Regions from separate parts of the Homo sapiens genome. Here regions 1 and 2 are each linked to region 3. The links are chromatin loops, found by intact Hi-C in ENCODE. Cell type or tissue: PC-9. All regions are shown on one strand. Region 1 overlaps DLG1 (discs large MAGUK scaffold protein 1). Region 2 has its middle 22 kb from the start of SMCO1. Region 3 has its middle 24 kb from the start of LINC01063.

Evidence for each region. Hi-C counts contacts between places; a loop is a spot of excess contacts. Peaks named below come from ENCODE experiments on the same cell type or tissue, not always from the same donor. Only the 100,000 strongest peaks of a DNase experiment are listed, where the experiment ranks them.
Region 1: it touches region 3 in a loop (4-fold over the local background); 4 of 110 quality-filtered maps call a loop at or near these places.
Region 2: a loop joins it to region 3, with 2.8 times the contacts of the local background. A loop is called at or near these places in 9 of 110 quality-filtered maps.

Annotation. Positions count from the first base shown.
Region 1 is chr3:197,183,642-197,191,641 of GRCh38, forward strand. The region is part of intron 5 of DLG1 (discs large MAGUK scaffold protein 1); the gene reads right to left. Among named protein-coding and RNA genes, the nearest start is that of MIR4797, 110 kb to the right of the region's middle. In PC-9, CTCF peaks have their summits at 3,532 (motif pointing left) and 3,731; a DNase peak (open chromatin) is centred at 3,520; H3K27ac peaks cover 1,604 bases.
Region 2 is chr3:196,532,981-196,540,980 of GRCh38, forward strand. It overlaps the pseudogene RPS29P3. Among named protein-coding and RNA genes, the nearest start is that of SMCO1, 22 kb to the left of the region's middle. RefSeq lists an enhancer at 153-766. In PC-9, a CTCF peak has its summit at 4,537 (motif pointing right); a DNase peak (open chromatin) is centred at 4,851.
Region 3 is chr3:196,604,780-196,612,779 of GRCh38, forward strand. No RefSeq gene overlaps it. Among named protein-coding and RNA genes, the nearest start is that of LINC01063, 24 kb to the right of the region's middle. In PC-9, CTCF peaks have their summits at 4,680 (motif pointing right) and 4,884; a DNase peak (open chromatin) is centred at 4,742; H3K27ac peaks cover 953 bases.

The DNA of each region.
Region 1 (8,000 bases), 580 kb after region 3:
ATCTGCTGCCAGCGTGAAGGTTCTGGCTCAGCTTGCAGTTCATCTGACGAGCCCTTTTTTGCCCAGTGTTTCTGCTTTGGGCCTGCTGAGCCATGGCTAGAGCTAGTATTGCCTCCTCGACTGCCGCGAGAGTATAGAAGTGTGTTGTTTCCGAAAATGTAATTCATCTCTGCAGCCCTGCAGGTGGTTGCCAAGCAGGCTTACTTCTCTACCAGCTGCTGAGTGGTGAATGATCGGTAAAAACTGCAGCTACAATTACAGCAGCATCACTTGTAGATCAGTGAAAATAAAAACCTTGAGAAATGATGCTCATTTTCTCAGTGATTTCTTCCTATGAAAGAGCTCGTATCTTCCCTCTGTACCTGTTAGCTGTATGATGGCTGAGTTTATTTTTGCAGACAAAAAAGACGACATAAGGTGGATTTCTTTCTCATGATTATTTTTTCACCAGCGTCTGCAGGAACCAAAAGCTGTTCTTTTGTTAGCTGATAACTAGATGGATTGAAATCCAGGAAGTGAGGTCGATTAGCAGGTAAAGAAGGATGCTATAAACACTGGACTACCAAGACCCTGTGGGGCTGCCTGATTTAATGCACTGCGTGGAAAAACCCTGGATTACCAAGTTTCAACCACAGTCTGTAGTAAAATCCAATGGCACCTTCACTGCTTATATAAATTATAAATATGAACTGAATTAAAACATATAAGAGGATTCTCTCTGCAAATAGTTCTGACTGTTAAAATGATTTCACTAAAAGAATCTTTGTCATTCATATCCAAATTTCTACACCAGGCAGATCTTACACATTATCTGGCACTGGCTCTAAGTTGTTCAAAGGTGCTGCCTACATTAAACTCTGACTATCTAACGATAGCGCTTCATTACAAATGGATTTTCCTTTATCATTTTATGTAATGTATTGGTTTTTAATGATTAACAACTGGGTCTCAAGGTAGATTAATTACTAAAACAAGTATTTTGCTTCTGGAACCTTTATGATAAAAAAGAACTTTCAAGAAATTATCAGCATCATCTCTCTAGTATTTTATAAACATTCATATTACAAGGTCATAAATTTCTAAAAATGAGAAAGAATTAACGCTGGTAAATTTTTCGTTTTATAATCAGTGAAATGTGTTTTATCCAACTCTACATAAATACCACTCTGGTTCACCAAATACTATCACCTGATTGCTAAAGGAACATATTCTAACATCTAATATTTAGGTTAACATAATAGTTCGCCTGAGAATTGCCTGGGGCGCTAGTTATATATGCAGATTGGTGTATCCTCTCCCCATCAAAATGTTTACGGGCAGGGGGAACCTGGGAATTTTTATGTTTAAAATGCTTCCCAAGTGACTCTTAAGTACCTTCAAGTTTGAGAACCACAAACTCCCAAGCAAGCCCTCTTAACACTGTGCTATATTAGTAATTACAACAATGGTCATTTTAAAACAATATGTGAACAAAAACGCTACTTGATAATTTACTATTGGTTGAATAATCTAATTTTTAAGCTGATAAGAGCATATCGTAAGTCCCAACCTCAGCCATGGATATTTTTTCGGATGTGGACTGACAGAATCTTCCTTGTCTACGTGCTTACCAGCACCAACTGGATGCAGCCTTTTGTCAAACTACAATGTTGAGGTCCACTGCAAATCTTGACTCCGCAAGAAAACATGCTAATGCTGTCTCTATGATGCGTCTGCTGAGAAGTGAACATGTGCTCAGTAAGGGTGAGAGCCATGTGGGACTCTTGAGGGCAAGATATTTTGTGACAGAGATTATACCAGAAAGTTTGGTGCTTCTTCCCAAGGACTGTGCCGGCAGTAGCTGACAATTTATGGCCCCAGAGTGATCCTATCTAATTCGGAGTAGAGAATGTAAGAAAATACTAAGGGCGGACAGGTAACTAAGAATCCTCTTGTGAAGGAAAAAATGAAACCTCCCAGAAAAAAATTCAAGTTTTGTTATGGACCAGGTACCTAGTAAAGACCTGATTAGTGTGGTTTATATAAATGCTACGGTAATTGGTCTGGCCCTAAAATATGTGCCTTGATCCATGTCTGATGAAAACTTCAAGGGGAGGAGAAAACTGATATGGGTTCTGTTATTCTGAATTAGTATGGATGAAGATACTGAATACAACTGTTGAATGCAAATCTCCTACCTCAAACTGTAAACAGTACCAAAAGACATACAATAGTAGGCTCTTAGTGAGCATCTATTTATCCTACAGAGCCAGAGAACTTAGGGGTCAATGGTAGGCTCTTAGTGTGCATCTATTTACCCTACAGAGCCAAAGAACTTAGGGTACAATCTAAAGTTGACAGATCACTGCCTCCCATATTTCCCCAATGTACAGGGAAGAAATACTTCTTGATGCAAATTTCCTATCCAAATCCATTCACATCAAGAAAACAACTTCAAGTTTTGGGAAAGACTTCTTTATGAAAATGTCCTGTTACATGACCTACAAAAATCTAGGAACACCTCATCCATTGGCCAGTAGTCAGTATATGCACACAAAAAATCTATACCTAAATCACAAGAGGGGTTTCACATGAGATTAGACTGGGAGGTGGAAGGCGGAAGGCAACCAACTGTTCTTTGCTTTAGAATATCCTCTCTCATTACACAGCAGAGATGAAAGATAAAAACTCCATTAAAACCAAATTTAAGTTCATTAAAGAAAAACCTGGAAAACCTATTTAAAATAATGGATGAAAAGATGGTATGCAATCTAAACCACCAAAAGGAATCACTATTAACATCTTAATATGATATACAAAGAATATTCTTTTTTCCGTAATGTGTTTTCTTTTTCAGAGTGATAATATAATCTATAGAATTCTAGCCTAAACAATAGAGAAAGCTTAAGTTAGTAAACTAAATACGATTAGTTCAGTGGATTACTATGTAATTCAAAACATGATTATGAAAAATTTATGACTATGAGGAATATTTACAATATTAAATGGTAATAAAAAGTTAAAAATTTATACTGGATAGGCTCTCAATTATTTGTGTACGTTTCTAAAGTCACAAACCCAGCAGTCTTTAGGTACAGAAACAAAGGCAAATACTAAATAATCTTTTATTTGTTTGTTTTTGAGACGGAGTCTCACTACGTTGCCCAGGCTGGTCTTGAACTCCTTGGCTCAATCCATGCTCCTGCCTCAGCCACCCACGTAGCTGAGGTTACCACCATGCCCAGTTTACTAAATAATCTTAGTGAAAAATGTAAAAAGGTAAAGGACAAGAGGAAAAGCAATACTGAAACTCTAAAGTACAAAAAAAACCCACCAAAAACCCAAAGTAACTACAAAGCTAATGTAACGTAAATGCAATATAACAGGCATTTTTATTACTCTTTTCTAATGTGGGCTATTAAATTTCAAAACATACAACTGTATTGAGATAAGACAAGACTGAGAAGAGTGACAAGAACACAGATTTGCTATTTATCTAGAAAACCCTCAATGTCACACATACAAAATCCCTTCTGTATGAGCACCATCTAGTGGTCAGTGCATGCAAACTATATGCTCACCTTAGTATACCAGGTCCATGATAAAATTCAATCATGTTTCTATATGTTCCAGAGATGTAAAGATAAAGTTGATTTCAAAAACTGCTCATTATATACTAGAAACAGGAAAACTTCTATTCCTCTAGCATTTGGTTCAAAAGGCTTATATTTGCTTGTGTCCATTTTTCTGCCACTCCCATTTCTTACAATTTTTTAAAAACTACTAAGAGCTGCTAGTGATTTCATTATATTCTCAATACTACTGGATGAAATAAAATGCTAGGAAATATACTTATTTAGCACAATTATCTGCTCATTGACCCTGTTTTTTCTGTTTGATTTCAAGTCCCTCTTAGTAATGTTTACTTTGTATACAATAGTTTGAGCATAATTTTCCTTGCCATTGAAGACAAAAACCAAATATAAATTACTTGTTTCTTCAATGATCACTGCATCCTCCCATACACTCAATAATACTCCTACTGTCCTCCCTGTTGCTTCATGTACATTTCAAACTTTTTGGGAAAAGGCTGAGGTTTTTATTTGTTCGATTTACTGTTCTAACAATTTTTCCTAATTCTCAGCTCATTTTCAGTTTTAGAACCTTGACACTACTCTTACATAACCCCAAAATTTACCCACTGTGTCCTTCTCTTCGACATTAAGATTTTTAAAAAACTATTATATCCCCTATTTCTTTCTTGATATTCTTCCCAACACTGGCAAGAAAGTATCCCTTTCAGAGTCTTAAATTATAAAATCATAATTATCTTTATGCCAAGCCCTGAATAAAGTAACCCAATCACTATCTTACTTTACTCATTATTCCAGTAAGGAGAGCCACCACCATCCACTACCACCACCACCACCACCACAATAATCTAATAGATTAATTCACGGCATGTTTCATGGTGGCAAACCTTTCATAAGAACATTCATCATACAGGTCTTTTAGATTTTGCCCTCATTTCCTAACATGCACCCTAAGTATCAGCAATAATAACATAAACCTTCCTGCATTTCTACAGTTTCTTGTGATTGTCACCCTTCCACTGTATTTATTTACCCCAGTAACGGCCTCCTCCTCTGACTTGGCATCTTACACATCCTTCAACACTTTATGCAAATGTCAACTTGCTTTTTTCAGAAAACTCCAAGAATTTAATTTCTCCCTCTTTCATGTCACATCATACTGTGTTAACTATCTTTCCGTAAAAAAATACTAATCACTGATGTCTAACACAGTTACTAGCACAGATGTTTAATAACTGTTTGCTAAATGCATGTATTGCTTGACACAACTAATATCCTAGCAGTTGATTTTTAAAGCATCTATTAAATTTTATTTTTACCATTAGCTTTTATTAGAATTGTGAAGACTAAAGCTGTGCCTAATTTACAATCTACTCAGCAAACCACTGTTAATTCTAAGATACTTTTTCAAATTATAAAATAATAATTCATATACTGACTTCTACATGCAGCGTAACAGCTGTTCACTCCAAACCACAATACTATAAAAGAGGAAAAGCTCTCTATATTAGCTTTTATTTTAAAAAAGAGACTACTAGTCTAATACTTGACACTGTATTTTAAATAAATTGTTGAGCTTCTTATAACATTCTGGTTTTTTAAAAATTAAGATGAAAAAGCATTAAAGCTTGCCTTCTTATGTCAAAATAAGGGTTGTTTTCCTTCAATTCCGGTTTTCTAACAAAAAGTTAAAGGAACCCTACCTACTCTGCTATAATGCTCACCTGCTCCAAATCTATTACACCCCTCAAATAATTATTTTACGTGGCATCTGCCACAGTAACCTAGGAATGAAAGAGGGGAAGCAGGTAGAAATTCCCCAAACGAAACAGTCTTAATCATTCTTAAATTACAATTCTATCAGAATACAATCTGTCAGAAAGTTTCAAGAACTTGAGAAACGTTCATATTCTTCTGACTCAGTAATCTGACTTCTGGTAATCCATCCAAAGGAAAGAAACTAAATACTTTTCATGTCCAAAGATTACTCATTGCAGGTTTCTTTACAAAACCTAATAAAAATAGAGATAACAGATATCTGAGAGCTGACATGGTCATCAAATTATGGTGCAAATATATCAGGCAATATTATGTATCAAGTTTAAAGTTTTTAAAGTTTAAATTTTTAAAAACTTGATACATCATATTACACAGGAAATATACAAGAAAATATGTTTAACAAGTTTACAATAGGAAAAAACATTAACATATTAAAGTGTGATTTAGAAACAAATGATAGAGAATACACACAATTTTTTTCTGCTGGGATTGAAAATCCTTATCTACTCAGTTTGCAAATATGAATCAGACAGCCAGCAAACCAAAGTGAGGGAAAGGGGACTAGTGAGGGAAAGGGGACTAGTGGTTTCACTTAAGAACCCCAGAGGATGGTTTATAATTGTTTCAGAGACTGATCCTGTTAATACCTAACAAAAGAGAACAAGATGAACAAGGCAGAGCAAGAGAATGGCCCACAAAGATGGCCAGGTTTTCAGACGCTTCTCATAGAACCAGCTGAATGATTATCATAATATCCTAAGACTCAGGAAAGCATGCTGGTACTTTCTTGATCTTAACAAAACGTGTCAGGAAAGGTTTACATATGACTACACAAAGATCGCCACTCAGATAAGGCCATGACAAAATGCCAGCAACTGCAAGATTTCCACCAATTTCAGAAATGGTAAATGTGGAAAAGGTAAGTCTTAGAACTGATGATAAAGGACACTTTAATTAATAACATACTCCTTTAAGCCTCTATAAAATATTTCTTTAAAAAGCTGTGAGGGACATAATCCTTTATCATTGTCAGAATAAACAAAAAGCAAGTATATGTAAAGAAAAAGCAATTTAAAGCAGATACCAAAAAACTGACTTCTCATCTCTTATGGTCAGAAAATTAAGGAAGAAATGAATCAGATTAAGAAAGCAGTGAAAATCTTAAAGTATGAATGCTTTCTCTCTCAATACTATCAATTTAAGTCTCTCACTCTAGAAGGAGGATTCGACAAATGATGTCAGAAGTTTACTTGTAAATATTAATAGCTCAACACAGATAGCACAGTAGTGCAGGAAAATACCTCAAGCTTTGCATTCACGGGGGACTAGTTCCAGGACTAGTCCCCCGTGAATCCTCGCATACTGTACCCAAATCCTCACATACTGAAGTCCTGAAGTCAGCTATGCACTTACAGGAAGTCAGCCCTCTGTATACTTGGGTTTTGCATCCTACAAATACTTTTATGTTTGATTGCATTTGTTTGAAATCTGCATTTGTTTCATCCGCATATAAGTGGAGCAGTGCAGTTCCAACTCGTGTTGTTCAAGGGTCAACTATAGTAGCCGTAATAGTGGTGGCACAATGCTTCGCAACTGTGCCCGCACATTAGAAACACCTGGAGAACTTGTAAACCTCCCAAAGGCCAGTCTGCGTTCCAATTCACATCCCAAGATTGATCACCTTGCATTTAATTACAAGAATCATATACGGAGATGGCTGCTAAAAGGGTTTTGTCGGCCGGGCGCGGTGGCTCCCGCCTGTAATCCCAGCACTGTGGGAGGCCGAGGCGGGCGGATCACGAGGTCAGGAGATCGAGACCATCCTGGCTAACACGGTGAAACCCCGTCTCTACTAAAAATACAAAATATTAGCCAGGCGTGGTGGCGGGCGCCTGTAGTCCCAGCTACTCGGGAGGCTGGGGCAGGAGAATGGCGTGAACCCGGGAGGCGGAGCTTGCAGTGAGCCGAGATCGCGCCACTGCACTCCAGCCTGGGCGACAGAGCGAGACTTCAACTCAAACAAAACAAAACAAAACAACAACAGAAAGGGGGGTTTTGTCATATTAATCTTTGATTTACACAAAAAGTCTTCCCAATTATAATGAAGTAGGTTTTCACTGATGAAGGTAGTGGCTTATTAATCAGCAAAATGGGATTTCACTGGTGAAATCCATAGCATCCCAGTTATGTGAATTTTTTGAATTAATTTAGAGACATAATACACCCTTGCATAAGGGAAACGGAAGACTCTGGAGAGGCCTAAACCCTTAGGGATAACACCTTAGGTTTAATCCCTAAGACATCTGGAGACTCTGGGTAAACAAAATCTTGTGTCTGGAACATTGTTTTATCTGCTTAGAATGAGCATTTTAGGCAACAACGGAAAGCTGAGGTTTCATGAGATTTAAAGAATAGGCTACATAAAATATGCATGCTGGCTCACTGTTTAAATGTCTGCTTGTGTCATAATCTGCAAACACACCAAAATAACTACTAAAATACCTACCAAAAGACCAGAGTTGGCCATGTGCAAATTGGCTTTGGTTGGTTTGTAACAATAAGGATGACCGGAAATTCAAAACATCAGAAATAAAAAAATTATACATATCCTGGGAGTGTTTTTGGACAAAAATAATAAATAAATTAGAT
Region 2 (8,000 bases), 72 kb before region 3:
GAGATCTAATACACAGCACAGTGATTATAGTTAATAATACTGTATTGTATACTTGAAATTTGCTAAGAGAATAGTTCTTAAGTGTGTTCATTATTGGGGGAACCAGCCCCCAATATTTCAACGTAGGTTCTTTTCTATTTTCCCTAAGTGTCAGCTGGTCTGAGAAAAAAAGAGAAAGAGTACAAGAGAGAGAAATTTTACAGCTGGGCCTCCGGGGGTGACATCACGTGTCGGCAGGTTCTGTGATACCCACCTGAGCCGCAAAACCAGCAGGTTTTTATTAGGAATTTCAAAAGGGGAGGGGGTATGAATAGGGAGTGGGTCACAGAGATCACACGCTTCATTCAAATGGCAATAAAAGATCACAAGGGCATAAGGGCAGAGCAAGCTCACAAGGCCAGGGCGAAATTAGAATTACTGATGAGGTTTCACGTCCCACTGTGCACGCGTTGTCATTGATAAATATCTTAACAGGAAACAGGGTTCAAGAGCAGAGAACTGGTCTGACTACAATTCGCCAGGCTGGAATTTCCTAATCCTAGCAAGCCTGGGGGCGCCGCAGGAGAGCAGGGCGTTATTTCATCCCTTATCTTCAACCGCATGAGGCAGACAGCCCCAGAGCGGCCGTCCATGCCCCCCACCGGGAATGCGTTCCCTTCCCAGGGTGATTCCTTGCTGGGAAAAGAATGCAGCCATATTTCTCCTACTCGTTTTCTGCAATAAGAAAGATATGACGCTGTTCTGCCCGGCCCCGCAGGCAGTCAGACCTTATGGTTATCTCCCTTGTTCCCTGAACATCGCTGTTATCCTGTTCTTTTTCAGGGTGCCCAGATTTCATATTGTTCAAACACACGTTTTACAAACAATTTGTGCAGTTAACGCAATCATCACAGGGTCCTGAGGTGACATACATCCTCAGTTTACGAAGATGACGGGATTAAGAGATTAAAGTACAAACAGGCACAGGAAATTATGAGTCTTGACTGGGGAAGTGATACATGTCCATGAAATCTTCACAATTTATGTTCAGAGACTGCAGTAAAGACAGGCGTAAGAAATTATAAAAGTATTAATTTGGGGAACTAATAAATGTCCATGAAATCCTCACAATTTATGTTCTTCTGCCGTGGCTTCAGCTGGTCCCTCCGTTCAGGGTCCCTGAGTTCCCGCAACAATTCATCGCAAAAAAAAAAATGGTAAGAAGCTGGGCATGGTGGCGTGTGCCTGTGGTATCAACTACTTGGGAGGCTGAGGCAGGAGGATCACTTGAGCTTGGCATGGGCAACCTACCAAGACCACATATCTAAAGAAATAAAATGTCTTTTCTGGTTCCACTTGAGGGTTGCATTTTTTTAAAAGCAGACTTTTTTTGTGAGATAATGTATATGGTAGCAAGCTTGATTTGGCCACTCCACATGTAAACATATTTCAAAACATCATGTTATGTACCATAAATATATATATTTTTTGTCATTAAAAAATAAATTTAGGCGAGGCATGGTGGGTTGAGCCTGTAATCCCAGCAGTTTGGGAGGCTGAGGTTGGAGGATCACTTGAGGCCAAGAGTTTGAGACCAGTCTGGGCAACGTAGGGAGATCCCATCTCTGCAAAAAATTAAAAATTAGCCAGGTGAGGCAGTGTGCACCTGTAGTCCCAGCTACCTGAGAGGCTGAAGTAGGAGGATCACTTGAGCCCGGGAGTCTGAGGCTGCAGTGAGCTATGATTGTGCCACTGCACTTCAGCCTTGGCAATTGGGTGAGATCATCTCTCCAAATAAATAAATAAACAATTTTTAAATGGTTCTTTGAAAAGGTTATTGATACTGAAAAACTCCTGACAAGATTAATAAATAAGAGAAGTCACAGATAACCAATAACAGGATTGAAGAAGGGGACATCATTATACATGTAAACAGATGACAAAAAGCTAAGAGGATATTATAGGCTGAGTGCAGTGGCTCACGCCTGTAATCCCAGCACTTTGGGAGGACGAGGCGGGAGGATCACGAGGTCAAGGAGATCTATACCATCCTGGCTAACACGGTGAAACCCCGTCTCTACTAAAAATACAAAGAATTAGCCCGGCATGGTGGCACGCGCCTGTAATCCCAGCTACTCAGGAGGCTAAGGCAGGAGAATCGCTTGAACCCAGGAGGCAGAGGTTGCAGTGAGCCAAGATCATGCCACTGCACTCCAGTCTGGGCAACAGAGTGAGACTCTGTCTCAAACAAACAAAAAGCTAAGCTAAGTTTGATTCTTTTAATTCTGAGTAGTATTCTATAGTATGGGTGTACTGTAATTTGTTTAACCATTTACCTGTGGAAGGAATCTGGCTTATTCCAGTTTTGAGCTATCACAAATAAAGCTGCTATAAATATGTGTCCAATATTTTTCTGGAATAAATGCCCAGGAGTGCAATTGCCAGATAATATGGGTAATACGGTAGTAGCATGGTTAGTTTTGTAAGAAACTGCCAAACTGTTTTCCAGAGTAGCTGTACCACTGTGCGTTCCCACCACCAATGTAGGAGTGACTCAGTTTCTCCACATACTCACCAGCATTTAGTATTGTCACTATTTTTTATATTAACCATTCTGATAAGTGCACATATTCATTTTAAAAAATATTTCATACAGATTTTGTTAGTATTCTGGAAGGATAAGTTGATTTGCAACATGCTAAATGATACTGTAACCTATTAAACTCATTCTGTAATTGGTATTGAATCAGTTTTTTGACAGATAGGATCCAGACATCTAGATAGTTTTAATTTTATTTTTATTTTTTAATTTTTTTTTTTTTTTTTTTTTGAGACAGGGTCTTGCTCTGTTACCCAGGCTGGAGCACAGTGGCATGATCTTGGCTCACTGCAACCTCTGCTTCCTGGTTCAAGTGTTTCACCTCCCTCAGCCTCTTGAGTAGCTGGGATTACAGGCGCCAGCCACCAGGCCTGGCTAATTTTTTTACTTTTAGTACAGACAACGGGGTTTCACCATGCTGGCCAGGCTGGTCTCGAACTCCTGACCTCAAGTGATCCACCAGCCTCAGCCTCCCAAAGTGTTGGGATTACAGGCAGTAAGCCACTGTGCCCGGCCTAGATAGTTTTCAGATCAACAAAGGTGAATCTGATTTGCAACCAGGGTTATGAACCACTGGTCTCAGAAGACGTAGCTTTGAGGGAAGTGGCCACAGTCAATGATGGGAAGAGACAATGGGAATACACAGTGGGATAGTAGAGATGAATGATGTTTCATAAACATAAACAAGGATGCCATGACCCTGGGAAATAACATTTTTTGGAAAATAATTTTTAAACTTTTGAAATTATTTTTTTCTTTTTTTGAGACAGAGTCTCGCTTTGTAGCCTAGGCTGGTGTGCAGTGGCGCGATCTTGGCTCGCTGCAACCTCTGCCTCCTGGATTCAAGCGATTGTCCTGCCTCAGCCGCCTGAGTAGCTGGGATTACAGGCGTGAGCCACCACGCCCGGGGAATTTTTGTATGTTTAGAAGAGACGGGGTTCCCCTTTTACCTCGTTGCACTCCTGAGAGCAAGATGGGTCACCAGCAGCTGTACTGGAGCCACGCGCGAAAATTCGGCCAGGGTTCTCGCTCTTGTCGCGTCTGCTCAAACCGGCACGGTCTGATCCGGAAATATGGCCTCAATATGCGCCGCCAGTGTTTCCGTCAGTACGCGAAGGATGTCGGTTTCATTAAGTTGGACTAAATGATCTTCCTTCAAAGGGTTATCCAAGGCATCTACTCAATGAAAAACCATGATCATTCTTTGTACATAAAATAAACATTTGAAAAACCCAAAAAAAAAAAAAAAAAAAAGAGATGGGGTTTCACCATGTTGGCCAGGCTGGTTTTGAACTCCTGGTCTCAAGTTATCTGCCCGCCTCGTCCTCCCAAAGTGCTGGGATTACAGGCATGAGCCAATGTGCTCAGCCCTGGAAATTTAAAATAGATTGATTGTAAAGAAATCTACTTGGGCAAAAAAATTTTAAATTTGAATACTGAAATAATAATGGTTCCTTAGAGCCATAAAGTGTTTATTAACAAGAAATACAGTTGATAAAAGATATGTATGATTGCCCAACTTACATAGAAAAGAAAAAAATGGAAAAAGTTCAGGTGGTGACTAGTCAAGTTAATTGATTATTAAGGATATCAAAATCTCTGGGCGGGGCGCGGTGGCTGACGCCTGTAATCCCAGCATTTTGGGAGGCCGAGGTGGGTGGATCACCTGAGGTCAGGAGTTCGAGACCAGCCTGGTCAACATGGTAAAACCCCCGTCTCTATTAAAAATGCAACAATCAGCTGGGTGTGGTGGCGGGCGTCTGTAATCCCAGCTACTGGGGAGGCTGAGGCGGGAGAATTTCTTGAACCCGGGAGGCAGAGGTTGCGGTGAACCGAGATCGCACCACTGCACTCCAACCTGGGCGACAGAGCGAGACTCCCTCTAAAAAAAAGAAAATCAATCAATCAATCAATCAATCATCAATCGGCCCACCTAGGAAAATTGTGGATTGTGTCGCTAGGGGGCGCTGAACCTTTACAGAGCAATTCAGGAAGGGAAAATTTAAAATTCTCAGAACCCTACATATAACACCTCTCTATAAAAGACAAGGAACACCAAGCAGAAAATTAGAGTATGTTATTTTAAAAAGAGCAAATCTAAGAGTAAGACATTTAGGAGAAGGAGAAAGAGTTCTGCCCAGTGCCTCCTCTGCCTTACTCTGGTAAGAGGAAGGCAAACAGCCTTTTCCAAACAGCCCGGCCTCTCCGGTGGGTTCTGTCACATGCCAGCAAGAATCCTGACTAATACCAGAAGCGACGTGCTATTTGGAGAACTGGTGGTCATGTCACCCAAACGGCTAGTCAGAGCCAGTCAAGGCGGATAAGGTCTGAGTAGTCAAACTTGCTCACCGTCTTGTGCTCCCCACCTGGATTATGAAATCGGGATCCACCCAGTCACTGAGGCCAGAAACCTGGGCTCCATTTTCCACTCCAATATCTCTTACTGATAATTTCACTAGCTTTTCTACCTGGCTACCTTAGAATTTAGACTGAAAAATCCTTGTGCTCCATCAGAATAACTGCTTCTGCAGCAAACTGAGTTCTAACCTTTCTACCTTCTCCACATTTCCCAGTATCACCATTGACCAAGTCCTGGTCTCGAAATCCTACAGGCCCCTCAAGAGAATTTTTAGGACACTATCTACAAGTCTATGAACTCAAGCTGGAGTATTGTGTCTCCTCCTCCTCCTCCTTCTTCCTCCTCCTCCTCCTCCTCCTTCTCCTCCTCCTTCTCCGACAGGGTCTCCTTGTCTTGTCCAGGTTGGAATACAGTGGCACAGTCATAGCTCACTGCAGCCTTGAACTCCTGGGCTCAAGCGATCCTCCAGTCTCAGCCTCTCAGAGTGCTGAGATTACAGGTGTGAGACACCATACTGGGCTGAGTATTGTATATTTCTTTCTTTCTTTATTTCTTTTTTTTTTTTTTTTTTGAGACATGGTCTCATTCTGTCACCCAGGCTGGAGCGCAGTGGTGTGATCTCGGCTCACTGCAACCTCAACCTCCTGGACTCTAGTGATCCTCCCACCTCTCAGCCTCTTGAGTAGCTGAAATTAAATGCCTGGCTAATTTTTGTATTTTTGTAGAGATAGGGTTTTTGCCATGTTGTCTAGGTCGGTCTCAAACTCCTGAAGTCAAGCGATCTGCCTGCCTTGGTCTCCCAAAGTGCTAGGATTACAGGAGTGAGCCACCGTATCAAGGCTATGAGCACTGTACACCTTCTAAAAGAAAAAATTATTACACTTTCAAGATCGATTACAATTATTATACTAAAATTGTTTTTAGCATAATGCTGCTTAAATATGTCTAAACCCAATATCAGGTGTAAATTTCTTTTCTTTTTTTTTTTTTTTGAGATGGAGTCTTGCCCTGTCGCCCAGGCTGGAGTGCAGTGGCGCAATCTTGGCTCACTGCAACCTCTGCCTCTAGGGTTCAAACGATTCTCCTGCCTCAGCCTCCTGAGTAGCTGGGATTACAGGCGCCCGCCACCACGCCCAGCTAATTTTTGTATTTTTAGTAGAGACGGGGTTTCACCATGTTGGCCAGGCTGGTTTCAAACTCCTCACCCCGTGATCCGCCCACCTCAGCCTCTCAAAGTGCTGGGATTACAGGCGTGAGCCACCGCGCCCGGCCAGGTGTAAATTTCTTATGCTTATAGCTCTTATGCAACTATAAGAGCAAAACAAACCTACGTATTAAATACAAAACAAATTACAAGTAATAAAGTTAAATTGACAGCATTAACATACTATGATGGCTGATGCTGCTTTGTTGAAGCTAAGTCATCTCTCACATCATAGATTTCACAAAGCTGCTTTACAGCAGGTTCTTTTGCATTTGGCAAGTTGATACTACCTTGGGCAGAGAAATGACTCAATCATAAAATTTTTCTCTAATTGAATTACACCCATCACTTGGTTTATGCATTCTCAGTTTATAAATTTTAGATGAAAAAAATCTGAATATATATACCTGTCATTTATTTTAAAAATTTTAGATGTTGTTTGTTTTCAAACCGAAGATACTCTATGATATGTTATGGAAGATACATTCTTCCGTCACTTCTCCTACCACCGTGATGAATAGAGAACTGATGGTGGAACACTGGGGAAAGAGGTTATTGGCCCTTGTTTTGAGTGACTGTTAACTCTGGGGGGACTGTGTCTGCTGAGAAACCAGTCAAGGTGTTTCTGTTGAACACATGCCCAGTTCAAACTCTGGCTAGTCTCAAACTCCTGGGCTTAAGTCATCCTCCAGCCTCAGCCTCCTGAGTAGCTGGGACTACAGGCATGTGCCACCATGCCCAGCTTGTATTATTATTTCTTTTTTTTTGAGACGGAGTTTCACTCTTGTCACCCAGGCTGGAGTACAATGGCGTGGTCTCAGCTCATTGCAACCTTCGCCTCCCAGGTTCAAGCAATTCTCCTGCCTCAGCCTCCTGAGTAGCTGGGATTACAGGTGTGCACCACCACGCCTGGCTAATTTTTGTATTTTTAGTAGAGACAGGGTTTCATCATGTTGGCCAGGCTGGTCTCAAACTCCTGACCTCAGGTGATCCACCCACCTAGGCCTCCAAAAGTGCTGGGATTACAGGCGTGAGCAACCACACCCGGCCTGTATTACTATTTCTAACATCATAACTTCAAACGAGACAAAGAAAAGATGGAAAAAGTATTAATTTAAGTTGTGAAGCCTAATTTTAAAAATCCTTATTTTAGGCCGGGCATGGCGGCTCACATCTATAATCCCAGCACTTTTGGAGACCGAGGCGGGTGGATCATTTGAGGTCAGGAGTTCGAGATCAGCATGGTCAACATGATGAGACCGTCTCTAATAAAAATATGAAAATTTGGTGGCTCACACCTGTAATCCCAGCCCTTTGGGAGACCGAGGTGGGTGGATCACTTGAGGTCAGGAGTTCGAGACCAGCCTGGCCAACGTGCTGAAACCCCATCTCTACTAAAAATACAAAAAATTAGCCAGGCATGGTGGTGCGCGCCTGTAATCCCAGCTACTTGGAAGGCTGAGGCAGGAGAATCGCTTGAACCTGGGAGGTGGAGGTTACAGTGAGCTGAGATCGCACCATTGCACTCCAGCCTGGGCAACAAAAGTGAAACTCCATCTCGAAAAAAAAGAAAAAAGAAAAAGGCCGGGTGCGGTGGCTGATGCCTGTAATCCCAGCACTTTGGGAGGCCAAGGCGGGCGGATCATGAGGTCAGGAGATCAAGACCATCCTGGCTAACACGGTGAAACCCCGTCTCTACTAAAGATTCAAAAATTAGCTGGGCATGCTGGCGGGCGCCTGTAGTCCCAGCTACTCGGGAGGCTGAGGCAGAAGAATGGCGTGAACCCGGGAGGCAGAGCTTGCAGTAAACTGAGATCGCACCACTGCACTCCAGCCTGGGTGACAGAGTGAGACTCTGT
Region 3 (8,000 bases):
TATTGACAGCCGCTCCCCATCACTCGCATTACTGCTTGAGCTCCGCCTCCTGTCCGATCAGCGCCGGCACTAGATACTCATAGCTATGTGAACCCTATTGTGAACTGAGCATATGAGGGATCTAGGCTGCATGCTCCCTATGAGAATCTAATGCCTGATGATCCATCAGTGTTTCCCATCATCCCCAGATGGAACCGTCTAGTTGCAGGAAAACAAGTGCAGGGCTCCACTGATTCTACATTATGCTGAGTTGTATAATTATTTCATTATATCTTACAACGTAATAATAATAGAAATAAAGTGCACAATAAATGTGATGCACTTGAATCATCCCAAACCATCCCCCACCCCCAGTCCATGAAAAAATGGTCTTCCAGGAAACGGGTCCCTAGTGCCAGAAAGGTTGGGGACCGCTGCCGTACAGTATTCCATTTCACCAACATACTACCGTCTATCAATTCTTCTGTTCACGACCATTTAGGTTGTTTCCAATTTGTGATTACAAACAAAGCTGGAATGAATTCTGTATGTATGTGCTCTAGTCTCTAGAATATACATTATGAGAAGCGGCATTCTCAAGTTCTGGCTTATGCTCATCTCCGCCTTTGTTAGATATTGCCTCATTGTTCATCACCATCAATATTTCTGTTTATCAAGCAAGGGACGAGGGCAAGCAGCAAAAATAACACATGGTACAGGTATGTTTCAACCTGCAGGTGTGAGGGGATGCATATAGTGCCCAAGATTCTCACCATTTCATGGGGAAGAGTGCTTAGGCTAGGCATAGCTGGACACATCATGTGTTCTGTACAAGAGAGGGAATATAAAATTCCTTGTTGTCTCACGCATTTATAAAGTATTATGGAGGGCAGGCGCCGTGGCTCACGCCTGTAATCCCAACACTTTGGGAGGCTGAGGCAGGTGGATCACCTGAAGTCAGGAGTTCAAGACCAGTCTGGCCAACATGGTGAAACCCCGTCTCTACTAAAAATACAAAAATTATTCATGCGTGGTGGTGGGCACCTGTAATCCCAGCCACTCGGGAGGCTGAGGCAGGAGAACTGCTTGTACCTGGGAGGCAGAGCTCGCAGTGAGCCGAGATCACACCAATGCACTCCAGCCTGGGCAACAGAGCAAGACTCTGTCTCCAAAAAAAAAAAAAAGAATTATGGAGGAATCAGAGATCATCTGACCAAGGTGTCTTTGCAATTCAGGTTTCAGCCTTTCTGGCCTAAGAAATAATGTTAGAAACAACCCAATAATCCAGACAGTTTATACATGAGGGGGTTTGTGGCCCTCCCTGAAGAGCCAGCTTATTGCTAGGTTACCTGAAAAAAGACTCACAAGGGTCATCCACTTAACAAACTTGTTTATCCCTCTGCATTACACCTCTGGCCCTGGCGATTTATTAAACAGGCTTTCCGACCCAGGGCTTGTATTAGTTGACAACATCGTGACAAGTTTGCATCATGGGCCATGAAAGGCATAAAAGGTATTTTGAGGCTTCTGTCCATATCTGTAAAACAAAAGGAGAAATAGTCTTTAAAACATTTTTAATATAGGTTTTTAATCTATCTAGAATTTATTTTTGTTATGGAGAAAGTAGAAATTTCATTATTAAATACATACTGTTAATATTGTATCCTGCTCCTATTTATTGAATAGCTTATGCTTCCATTGATTTACAGTGCCTCCTCTGTCACATATCAAGTTTCCATATGTACATATACATGGGCCAGCTCCTGGACTGTCTGATTCTTTTGGCCTCTTTGTCTACACATAGGCTAGTACTATACACTCTTAGTTGTTCTCACTTTATAATCAATCTTAGGGTTTTTGTTTTGTTTTAGAGTCACGGTCTTGGTCTGTCACCCAGGCTGTGGTACAGTGGCATGGCCATAGCTCACTGTACCCTTGAACTCTTGGGCTCAAGAAATCCTCCCATCTCAGCCTCCCTAGTAGCTGGGACTTCAGGTGTGCACCATGACACCTGGTCAATCCTTTTTATAGATCTTTTATAATGTTTTAAATAAGCTTTTTTCTAGGGCTGGAGTCTCACTATGTTGCCAAGGCTGAGCTCGTATTCCAGATCTCAAGTGATCTTCCTGGGATCGTAGGCTGGGATTACAGGCATGAGCCCTGTGATCACGGCTCACCGCAGCCTCTGTCTCCTGGGCCCAACTCCTGATCTTGAACTCCTTGGCTCAAGTGATCCTCCCACCTCAGCCTCCCAAGTAGCTGGGACTACATGCACACACCACTATGCTGGCTAATTTTTTTGCATTTTTTTGTACAGACAGGGTTTCACCACATTGCCCAGGGTGGTCTTGAACTCCTGGGCTCACGCAATCCGCCTGCCTTGGCCTCCCAAAGTGCTGGGATTACAAGCATAAGCCAGGGTGCCCAGCCCCAGTCTTCATTTTGAAAGAGCAATTCCCTCAAACTTTTGGTTTTAAAAAATTGTTTTGGTTATTCTTGGCCCTTTACTCTTCTATATAGATTTTAGAACGTACCTTGTGAAGTCACCTGGAAGTTCTGTTGGGATTTTTATTGAAAATTGAAAATATAAATCAATATGCATGTTGAATCAATAGACTTGGGAAGAATTGGTATCTTTATGATGAAATGCATTCTCATCCATGACTGTAGCATATCTTCATCATCTTTTATGTCATTCAATATTGTCTTTGAAGATCCAATAAAAAGATAGGGTTCTCTGCTTGGGTTTGGCCCCTGTAGAGGCCAAAATATTATCTTTATTGCTGGTAGCGACCAGGTTAGAGGACGTAGCTTTAGGTCTGTTAGCTGAGTGTTTAGTAGATCAAGGCAACAAATATACAAACAATTTGATAAACATATATATATATATATAAAACACCGCCAGCAGTTTGCTCCCCAAAAAGAAAAGCAGAACTAACATATCCAGATTATTCTTCCTAAATTTACTATTTAACATCACTCTGTCCTCCAAGGAGCAGAATGAGTAAAGAGGCAGAGAGACTGAGACTATCACACCAATAGAGGTCCTTGAAATGAATGGAAATCTTAGGAGTAGGAACTAAGCATGCTTTCCTCACAGGCATCTAAGTTGTTTGTGTACAGATCCTTTGCCCATTTAAAAAATGAGTAATTTGGCCGGGTGGAGTGGCTCATGCCTGTAATCCTAGCACTTTGGGAAGTCGAGGTGAGCAGATTGCCTGAGCTCAGGAGTTCAAGACCAGCCCGAGCAACATGATGAAACCCCGTCTCTACTAAAAATATTTAAAAAATTAGCTGGGCATGGTGGTACACACTTGTAATCCCAGTTACTTGGGAGGCTGAGGCACAAGAATTGCTTGAGCCTGGGAGGCAGAGGTTGCAGTGAACTGAGATTGCACCACTGCACTCCAGCCTGGGTGACAGATTGAGACTCTGTCTCAAAAATAAAAAATAAAATAAACTAAAATAAAAAATGCGTAATTTGTCTTTTTATTGTTGAGTTGAAGTCCAATTTATTTACTTCTTTTGTCACTTGGGCTTTTGGTTTCATATCTAAGAAACCATTGTCTAGTTCAAAGTCACAAAGATTTACTCCTTTGTTTTCTTCAAAGGGTTTTACAGTTTGATCTCTCACATTTAGGTCTATGAGAATTTAGAATTATTTTTTTGTTTATGGTGTGAGGTAGGAATTCAACTTCATTCTCTTACATGTGGATATTCACATGAACTATAATCTGTTCAATCATTTCTCCTTTACTGTTATTTTCTTCTGAGGCTTTTAAAAGGGGATATATTAGAGACCCAATGTATTGTCTCGATTGCCTAGCTGATGTCACATATTTTTTACTTGAAAAAATGTCTTTATCGTGTTTACTGCTCTGTCTTGTGTTAATTCACAAATTTTCTCTTTGTGCTCAGTATGGAGTTTATTCTATTAGATTTTAAAAGTCATTAAACATATGTCATGTTCGTAAGATTTCTAACCCATTTTTTTCTCATTTAAAAATAAACTAATGAATTTACTATTTTTGAATATGAAACATAGGCACACAGCACAGAATTCAAAGAATAAAAAATACAATGATGAGGTTATTGGCTTTAAAAATATTTACCTGTTCTTGTTTCATTTTTGTTAGTTCTTGTTTCATAACTTTGTTATAATGTGTGTTATTTATAGAGCTATAAGTGTGTGTGCAGGGGGAGTTGGTAGAAGACAACATAGGTCACAGCCTGTGCAAGGAAGAATAGTGGGAGACAGAAATAAAGAGGTAAGTTGGGGTCAGTTTGTGGACTTTGGAATAAAAGGGAAGAAAACAGTTGTCGAAGAGTATGAAGCTTATTATCTTAGCCATGTAGTCTTTGAATAATTTTTTTACCACTTAATAAACATTGTGCTTTAAGAAGGCTAAAATGCTTCAGATATACCAAAGGGAGGAGATGGGTAGTCTAGGCCTCATTAAAAGGCTTCCATCTCAGGTGGGTACCCAACCACCTTATACTTCCTTGACCCCTTTTCACAGGCCTGTATGCTGATTATAAGCCAGACGTTTCAGACATTTTGTGAAAAGATTTTAGTGTCTGGCTATATTTAAATGCTCTGTTTTATCACTTACCCTTCAAAGTCCCCTCCTCTCCTGCCCCTGATGTGGCCACTCTGAAAGGAGTCCCTCTCCCCGGGATCCAACAGTGTTCTCCCAGCAGGGGGCAGCAGCGGCACATGTCAGGTGCCCAGGGGAGGGTGGGGTGCCAAGGGGTGCCCTGTGGGGAGGAGCTTGCATGAGGAAACACATGGAATGGAAAAAGTAAACTAGTTCCTCAGTCCCACTTCAGAGTCAAACCCGCACCTGTGGTGAGTTGAGCCACAAATATGTTTTCTCTAAAGCTGGCAGCCGTTTATTTTGGAAGGAGGAAGATGCACTCAATACTATTGAGGACCTGGCTTTTTTTTCTTTGCTTTTTCCTAATTTCTTATCCTCTGCTTCGGCCATAAATGTTCTAGTTTCTCTCACTCTTCTCTTTCCCTTCCTTCATGTCCAACATTTTCCCATTTTTTTCCCAATGGTCAGGAGTATAGGTCTGGCCAAATAATCACCTTCTAGTAATAAGAATATTTCTGGAAATAAGAAACACAGCATAAGGGAAGGGAAAAGCTGGTTGGCTCCCCCAGTTCCTCACCTACCCCAGAGGCATCACACTGATCTCCAAGACTATCATCACCCGGAAGGCAAAGGCCTCTCACAATTTCTTACACATCTCTATGTTCCCCACTCACTTGCTAGACTGGATGAGAACATAGACACCCACCTGCAATCTGGTCTATAGCTTTGTCCACACCCGCATGGCATGTGGAGAAGGAATGCCTGGGGGTAGGACCTGGGGGGCTGGGGATCAAAACACTGTAATGAGGGGTAGTTTTGCAGAAATCCCCAAAAATGTGATCCTAGGACCTTCTCACTGCTTCTCCCTGAAATCCACTGTTACAATGCCCTTATACTATCTCGGTATCTAGGTGTACCACAGTAGAGGCAGCGTGGTAACTGTGTGACCTCTAACCTAGTCCCACCATGGCCAAGGTGACAAACATGTACATGGGAGTTTATCATCTTGGGCGTGGTTGAACTAGGTTAGAGGTCACATAGTTAATTTTGGGCAAGTCACTTGCCTTCTCTGGGCCTCAGTTTTCTTTTCTTTTTTTTTTCTGAGACAGAGTCTCACTCTGTTGCCCAGGCTGGAGTGCAGTGGCGTGATCTCAGCTTACTGCAAGCTCCACCTCCCGGGTTCATGCCATTCTCCTGCCTCAGCCTCCCGAGTAGCTGGGACTACAGGTGCCCACCACCATGCCCGGCTAATTTTTTTGTATTTCTAGTAGAGACGGGGTTTCACCGTGTTAGCCAGGATGGTCTCGATCTCCTGACCTCGTGATCTGCCCGCCTCGGCCTCCCAAAGTGCTGGGATTACAGGCGTGAGCCACCACGCCCGGCCCTCAGTTTTGTTATCTATAAATGGGTATTAATAATGCCTTTCATAAATATCTCACAGAGGACGGGCGCAGTGGCTCATGCCTGTAATCTCAACACTTTGGGAGGCCAAGGCTGGAGGATTGCTTGAGGCCAGGAGTTTGAGACCAGCCTGGGCAACAAAGTAAGACCCCATCTCCACAAAAAATAAGAATTAGCTGGGCATAGTGGTGCATGCCTGTAATCCTAGCTACTTGGGAGGCTGAGGCAGGAGGATCCCTTGAGCCCAGAAGGTGGAGGCTGCAGTGAGCTGTGATCGTGCCACTAGACTCTAGTATGGTGACAGAGTGGCGCCTTGTCTCTAAAATATAATAAAAATAAATACCTCACAGACGTGAGATACTCAAGTAAGATAATAATGTGAAAAGTTTGCATTTATGGTGGAGTGTTTTTAAAACATTATTTATCATTACTAGCTCTTTTTCAAGAGCACTTTGGCCCTTGTCTCATGGGCATGTTGCTTGAATTTCAGCCAAAGGATTAGGTGTTGGGACAAGTTGGCTTAAAAACATCTTTTAAAATTTATTTTAATTTATTTTTAGAGATATGGTCTCTCTATGTTGCCCAGGCTGGTCTTGAATTCCTGGCCTCAAGCCATCCTCCTTGCCTCAGCCTCCCAAAGTGCTGGGATTACAGGCATGAGCCACCAGGCCAGGCCAAAAATTTCTTATCTTTAATTATTACGGATACATAATAGTTGTACGTCTTTCAAATTGAACTCTTGAGGGGTCCAGGGCCATTGAGAGGAAAGACAGCACAGAACCAGGTGGATTTATTTCTAGGGATTTGGCTCCTAGCCCCTTGTCAGGGAAGGTGGCTTCTTTCTTTCCCTGGGGCCAAGAGAGACTAATAGGGAGATGTATCTCTAGAATCCTAGGTCTGAATGAGACGCCAATGGGTCATTGGTTTTAGGTGTTTTTTTGTTTTTGTTTTTGCCCCTCAGGTAAGGCTACATCGAAACCACACTAAGAGGATCAGAAAGAATATATGTTAAATGTTTCCAAGGAGATTCTATATTCTTTCCAGGTAATTCAGGACTAAGGATGTTTTACAGCGAGTTCTTCTTTTTAGCCTTTTGGCTGCAATTGAGGGTTGAAAATGCTTTGAGGGTAGTCTATTCATCTTTATATCCTGTCCAAACCCAGCACAAACAGGCCCTAGGGTCCCGTCTATTGACCTGAACTGCATTGTTCTGCTCTGCCTGGAGCTAGGAAATATGCTGGTCACTATTTTTTGTTGGCTTTAAATATAGTATTTGCAAAGTTCAAAACAAATCTTATGATCATTTGGCTTGTGGCTTCTCTCCTAAATCTCCCTCCTTTTAGAATGGTCAGGATGGGAGGAGGACGTGCCAAGACTGAGCTTCTGTTTCTTTTCAAGGACAGTCCCTGCAATGGCTTCGTTTGACCTACCCTCCCTTTTCTTATCAAATGAAATCAGCTACCACAGGAAATTGACTTCTCCAGATTGTAGGAGACAGGAAGCAGCACCACAAAGCAGGTTCCAGGGAGGGAAGGCAGAGATGAGAGAAACAGCTCGAGTCCCAGCTCGGTCAGTGCCTGGCCCCGGCCTCGCTTTCCGCCTCTCTGTCTCATTCTTACCATCTCTAGCCTCACCTACCCTTCTTCTGGGTCCTGGTGTCTGAGGCTGAAAGGCGCTGTAGAAGTCTCCAAGGCCAGCCTCCCTCCCCACTCAGTCACTCCCAACAAGCCTTCCAGCCTGTGCTTGACCCTTCCAGGCATGGAAATTTTACTGCTTCCCCTAAGAAACCAGCTCTGTTTTGCCTTTTATCCATCTGAAACCTCCCTCCTCCAGTGTTCTTCCACTGGCCTCACTTTTCCTTGGGACAGCCCTTTCCATACCTGAGTCTCCAGGCTAAGCCCTCCCGGGGAGGTCTCTTGGTAGAGGCATGAGTTTCTCAGAAACTCAACCAGAGGGAGTCAGGAAGGGGTCTAAGCAGGAAGGAAAAGGTGAGAACAATGCCATCGTGGGCCCTTTCCTTGC